2 separate regions of the Homo sapiens genome follow, and region 1 is linked to region 2. Evidence: read pairs that join two places in POLR2A ChIA-PET (ENCODE). Cell type or tissue: OCI-LY7. All regions are shown on one strand. Each heading gives the region's core, and the rest is flanking DNA. Links, peaks and the distances in the headings are about the cores only. Region 1 overlaps POU2F1 (POU class 2 homeobox 1). Region 2 overlaps POU2F1 (POU class 2 homeobox 1).

Region 1 (2,931 bases), core at 119-2,618, 81 kb before region 2:
GAATATGCTTTTGGTTTAAGGAGAATGAACATTTGGATATAAATGACTAACTGACATTAAATATATCATTACTAAACACTAAAACACATTTGCTGGGATTATTTAATGTTTGAGATCAGTGTTGTCTAACAGAAATACAAGACATATGTAATTTAAAAATTTCTAGTAGCCCCACTGAAAATGGTAAGACAAGGCCAGGTGTGGTGGCTCACGCTTGTGATCCCAGCACTTTGGGAGGCTGAGGTGAGTGGATCATTTGAGGTCAGGAGCTCGAAACCAGCCTGGCCAATGTGGTGAAACCCCGTCTCTATTAAAAATACAAAAATTAGCCAGGCATGGTGGTGGGCGCCTGTAATCCCAGCTACTCAGGAGGCTGAGGCAGGAGAACTGCTTGAGCCCAAGAGGTGGAGGTTGCAGTGAGCCGAGATGACGCCATTACACTCCAGTCTGGGTGACGAAGTAAGACTCCGTTAAAAATAATAATAATAATAATAATAACATTTTTTGGTGATGAAATCTTTTACCAAGCTTCAGAACATGCTCTTCTTTCATAACAATCTTGTTACAAATTCAGGCAATTTTGTCCTTCCAAAAATCTGTTTTAAAACCTTCTTCTGGTCTGTACTAAGAACATCTAGAATTGAACTCTCACTTCCACTCTTCAGTTTTTATCACATGTCACAGGGTTGGGAGAGACTCAGACATCATTTATTTCAGCACTGACTACTTTCTTCACCTCCTATAAAGCTGTGCAAAAGTGGCTGCCAAATGAATGAGGTAAACATAATGTTCTTATTGTTAAATAAAAAGGAAGGCTTTCTTCCTCTGTCTACCCTTCTGAAAAATATAAGTGATTTATTTTTATTGCCACTGCCCCTAAATATCATTACATCTTTGTAGATACTATGAATCCTATTTTCGTTCATTACTTCTTTGGTTCTAAATCTCTCAGAACAATCAACCACTGAACACTGGATGCTGTGTAGGGTCCTGTGTTAGGCAGATTCATATACCCTTTTTCGCTTTAATCTTCTCTTAAGACATGCCCCCTGTCACATAGTAAGGTGAACATCTTTTATTTCTCTTCCATGCTAAGCAATTTCAATGTACTTTCAATCTTTTTTTGACCAATTTCTCACCTTATCTAACCTGATTTTACCTATGGGTACTACTTCCCTTTCAAAGTTCTGAAATTGAATTGCCTATTTTTATAAGTCCTAATATCTTGAGCTCAAAAGGCTTAAAATAGTTATTTCTTTACTCTCCAGCCACCTTCAAATCATTCACCAACTGTTTTCTTAAATCCCTTAAGTTTACAAAGAAAATCCCAGTCAAATTTTATCAGTGAATTTAACCTAGGCCAGAAGATGATGACTCCAGAAGCATTCAAAATTGTTCTAGGCGTCTCCAATATAAATGTTATATAAATAAGCATTATGGTATAACAACTTAAAATTATCTTCAAATTAATTATCCCAGTCAGTGAGTCATGTTTTCATCAATATATGTATTTCATGACTGTAAATTCTTGGCAACTTGGCAATTTAATTACTTGGGTAACTTTGACTAGTGAACTTATTGTTGCTGAGCCTCAATGTCCTCAACAGCAAAATAAGATACCACCAACCACCTCACAGGGGCAGTAGGAAGCTATAGTCAAGGTGTGTATATAGTACCTGGCACTTCCCTGTGCTTCCCGCCCTGTCTTGTCTTTTCTCAAACAGCTTTTATTGAGATACAACTTATAAACTGGATATCCATATGCAGAAAGAGGAATTTAGATCTTTACCTTACACTGTGCATAAAAATTAACTAAAACAGATCAAAGGCCTAAATATAAGAGCTGAAACTATAAAGCTTCTAGTAAATAAAGTAGGACAAAATCTTTGTGACCCTGGGTTAAGCAAAGAGTTCACAGACACAGCACCAAGAGAATGATCCATAAAAGAAAAGAAAAATCAGTGAACTCAACTTCATCAAAAGTAAAATCTTTTGCGCTTCAAAAGCCACAGACTGAGAGAAAACATTTGCAGATCACATATCCAATAAAGGAACTGGAATTGTGTCAGAATGTATAAACAATTCTTACAACTCAATAGTAAGAATATAAACAACTTAGATTTTTAAATGGACAAATGTTAGTAGACATTTTAACAAGGAAGATATAGGAGTGACTAGTAAGCACATGAAAATTCATCCAGCTTTAAAATTTGATGACTTTTAATCAACTTACAGTTATACAACCATCATCACAATCCAGATTATGACATTTCCACTCCCAAAAAAGATCCCTTGTGCCTGTTTGTAATCATGTCACACTCCTACCTAGTTATCTGCTTTTTGTCTCTAGATTTTTGTGGACATTTCACACAAATGGAATCATACAATATGTAGTCTCTTGCATCTGGCTTCTTTTACTTAACATTCTGTTTTCAAGGTTCATCCACATTGTAGCACGAATCAACACCTCATTAATTTTTATGGCTGAATAATATTCCACTGTGTAGATATAACACATTTTGTTTATTCATTCACCAGTTGATGAGCACTGGTTTGTTTCCAGTTCTTGGATATTATAAATAAGGCTGCTATATAAACATTCACATTGAAGTTTTTGTGTAGAAATGTCTTCATTTCTCTTGGGGAAATTGCTGGGTAGGACGGTAAATTTATGTTTAAAAGAACTGCCAAGATGTTTTCCGAAGCTGTATCATTCTACATTCCTACAAGCAATGCATGAAAGTTCCAGTTTCTCCACATCCTTCCCAACATTTATCATCTTGGGTCTTTTTGATTATAGCCATTCTAGTGAGTACAAAGTAGTATCTCATTACAGTTTTAATCTGCACTTCCCTAATGAGTAATGCTAATGTCACATATCTCTCCATGTGCTTACTAGTCACTCCTATATCTTCCTTGGTAAAATGTCTA
Region 2 (2,931 bases), core at 174-2,673:
ATTTTTCTTTCCTTTTTTTGAATTGTTAACTAAGTAAATGTCAAAGAGTAAATACAAGATTGAATTCCTGACATAAATTTGTTGTTTCTGTCATTCACTCTTTACATAGTGGCTTTTACTGTGCTGGGCAGATACTGCTACCCTGGGTTTAGGCCATGCCTTATGCATAAGAATTCAAACGTTTTCAGAAGTATCATTTTACTTTATCTTTGGCAACTATGAAGGTGACAGGAGCAGCTTTAATTTTCAAGTGCAGAAAATGACAATATAGGAAAAAAGTCATTTGCAAAAGTTTTAAATGTAAGATATCCAAGTCCCGGAGTTCATATCATTTAACTTTCCAGGTGACTAGAGTAACTAAAAAAGTCTCAATAATTCTGCATATAAACAGACATAACTCCACACAAAATATGACCACCATTAGCCACCATATATCTAAAAATCAAAGTGCCTTGATTTATTTGAAATCTTCATCACCAAAGATGGTTTTAACAAATTTAAGCTGGACATCTTCCACTCCAAAAGGCTTGCTGTTCTACAGAGAAAACTCTAAAAAGGTTTTCCAACATTTAAAGTTGTAGTTATCTAGAGTATATAGTTGATTTTAAAAAAATTAAAAAGAGGACTAATCCTAGCAAAAATTTGAAAAGTTAATAGTTTCTAAAATCTGGAAATCGATCAACAGATCTGTTGCAGCAACCAGTACAATTACCCTCTTTATTAACATTTATAAAAACTATTCTGCATTGTGACTCAACCTTATTTTTCACTGAGCATTTTGGTTTTTGTATAAGACGTTCTCATTAGGTATGAAAAACATTTTTATTAATATGTATATATTATATATGTACAGTTCTATGCCTTGTTTCAGATTTAAGATGTTTTTATAACTACATGAAATGTTCTCAATAGGAATTTCCAAAAAGCAAAAATATTCATTCGAGCTGAACTCTAAATTAACTGTATTTACTAACGATACCCTCTGAATCAGAAGAGCTAGTCACAGGGAGGGACCTACTGCAAATTCAAGTAAGCTTGTGCTTTGCAAATGCTTTCCTCCTTCCCTGCTCAGTCCAACTCTCCCCCTCCCCCGCCACAGGCTGCATATGCGATTAAGCATTTATGCATAGTCAACCCGACACACTCTATTTCCATATTAAAGCTTCTAAGAAAAGAACTGTGCTGGTACCCACCTAGAACATAGTCACTGCAGTCCAGCATTGCTGTGAAATCTTCTAGAGGAGCAGAGAGTCCAAACAAGGAAGAAACAGGTAGCAGTTTGGGGTGGGGAAAGAAGGTACTACTATTTCTAACAAATCTACAGTATGTTCTTAAGCGAAAAGAGGGGGGTTGCGTAGGGTGGAAAGTGGATTAAGGGGAAAAGCAAAATACAACTTCTGTTACACCATAGCAATCTTCAACTGAATAAGGAAACTTCAGTTGCTCAGAGGAGTTTTAGTCTCTCCTACCAGCTAGGACTGACATTGTCAAGGCAACTGAAGCATGAAAAAGTTCCTCTTTTTGTAATAAAATAGAAACAAAGATTGCAGCTGGCAGTTTCCATAATGAAGCTTAATCAGTATGCGCGTGATTAGGGCCTTATGCAAATCTCTCCTCGTTAGCACAGCAGCCAGCACTTTGAAGTCCATGAACAATTCATTTACAGAATATACTGAAAGCACTCCCTGCATAATTTAAATCGTTGCATAAATATTTATCAGGCTATTTGCATATTAATTGGCAGTGCATGAAGGGAAAAATTATCTCCTGAGTGCCAGCATAATAATTAGGAGGATAAAATGAGACTTCTTCCAATGGCCTGGCTTCTTGGACCTAACTGGAGATAGTACCAAGGGAGAAGGGAGGTACAGGAGACAGAGTTCTGTTAAAATGCCACTGAAATGACACGTACAAATTAGAAACAACCCTACAGACTTAAGCACCTTTAATCTTATTCCTGCTGGCAACAATGACTTCAGTAATAAGAGGATTTGCAAAAAGCTTTCTACACAATCCAAATAATCCCAAGGAAACAATTAGCAAGGTAGAAGCAGAACACAAGGCTGTCAAGATGGTGCTAGTCTACTGATAGGGAATTTTCCAATTCTTAACACACTTCCGTCAAGAGAAAGTCCCACTTTAAAACGAGGCAACAGTAAACCCAGAAGCAGTGCAAGGTGTATAAAGTATCTTAAAGAGTATAGAAATTCATTATCTACAAATCTTTTTATATTACCAAATTAACAGAATAGATTAGTTGAATGCTACATATTATGCAGTATCCTTCCCCCATGAAAATAAATCTCAAGTAGAAAGAAGACAGTTTGTTACTTAGAATCTCTATTGTCAAAGGGTGGGCCATGTAAATTGTGGAATTACTTGGTATTCTCAAGTATATTTCACTTAATGAACATACATACATATATATAATCCTTACTAAACTATATGTTTATTCAATTTAAAGTATATTTACAAGGTAAGTCATCAACCCAAAATTTTTTAGGCATTACAATGACAACAGCCTAATCATCACAGACAATTCAGGAGATTTATAAAATCTCCATGGAGTAATAAGCATTATTACCCCTTTCTTTCCTTATATATTATTAAAGTAAGGAAACTGAGGCACAGAGAACTAAAACACTTTATCCAATGTCACACTAGTAATTCGGAATCAGGATTTAAAACTAGAATTTTCTGATATCAGAATCTGTGCTCTTGGCTATTCCTATGCATTATGGATGAGTTAAACACGTAGGGAATTGCTGAGAGGTGGTAAAGCAGCAGACTGAATGGTTTGTTTTCCGTGTAGTGAAGAAACCAGTAAACGGCAGCAAAGACATTGTGTTTAAAAGTCAGGTGTGTACAGATACACAGAAGAGTGCACTAGATTTGAGGAGAGTTCTGAAAGGTGTCAGCCCATTAATAACT

What was found. ChIA-PET counts read pairs that join two places held together with the same protein. Peaks named below come from ENCODE experiments on the same cell type or tissue, not always from the same donor. Only the 100,000 strongest peaks of a DNase experiment are listed, where the experiment ranks them.
Region 1: POLR2A ChIA-PET joins it to region 2 with 5 read pairs; 4 of 35 experiments call an interaction of 5 or more read pairs at or near these places.

The regions. Positions count from the first base shown.
Region 1 is chr1:167,408,077-167,411,007 of GRCh38, reverse strand. The region is part of intron 13 of POU2F1 (POU class 2 homeobox 1); the gene reads right to left. Among named protein-coding and RNA genes, the nearest start is that of CD247, 110 kb to the left of the region's middle. In OCI-LY7, for the core only: a CTCF peak has its summit at 1,635; a DNase peak (open chromatin) is centred at 1,637.
Region 2 is chr1:167,327,569-167,330,499 of GRCh38, reverse strand. The region is part of intron 1 of POU2F1 (POU class 2 homeobox 1); the gene reads right to left. Among named protein-coding and RNA genes, the nearest start is that of POU2F1, 110 kb to the right of the region's middle. RefSeq lists an enhancer at 691-2,783. In OCI-LY7, for the core only: no CTCF peak of the experiment used is centred there; DNase peaks (open chromatin) are centred at 1,119, 1,549 and 2,029; H3K4me3 peaks cover 2,500 bases; H3K27ac peaks cover 2,500 bases.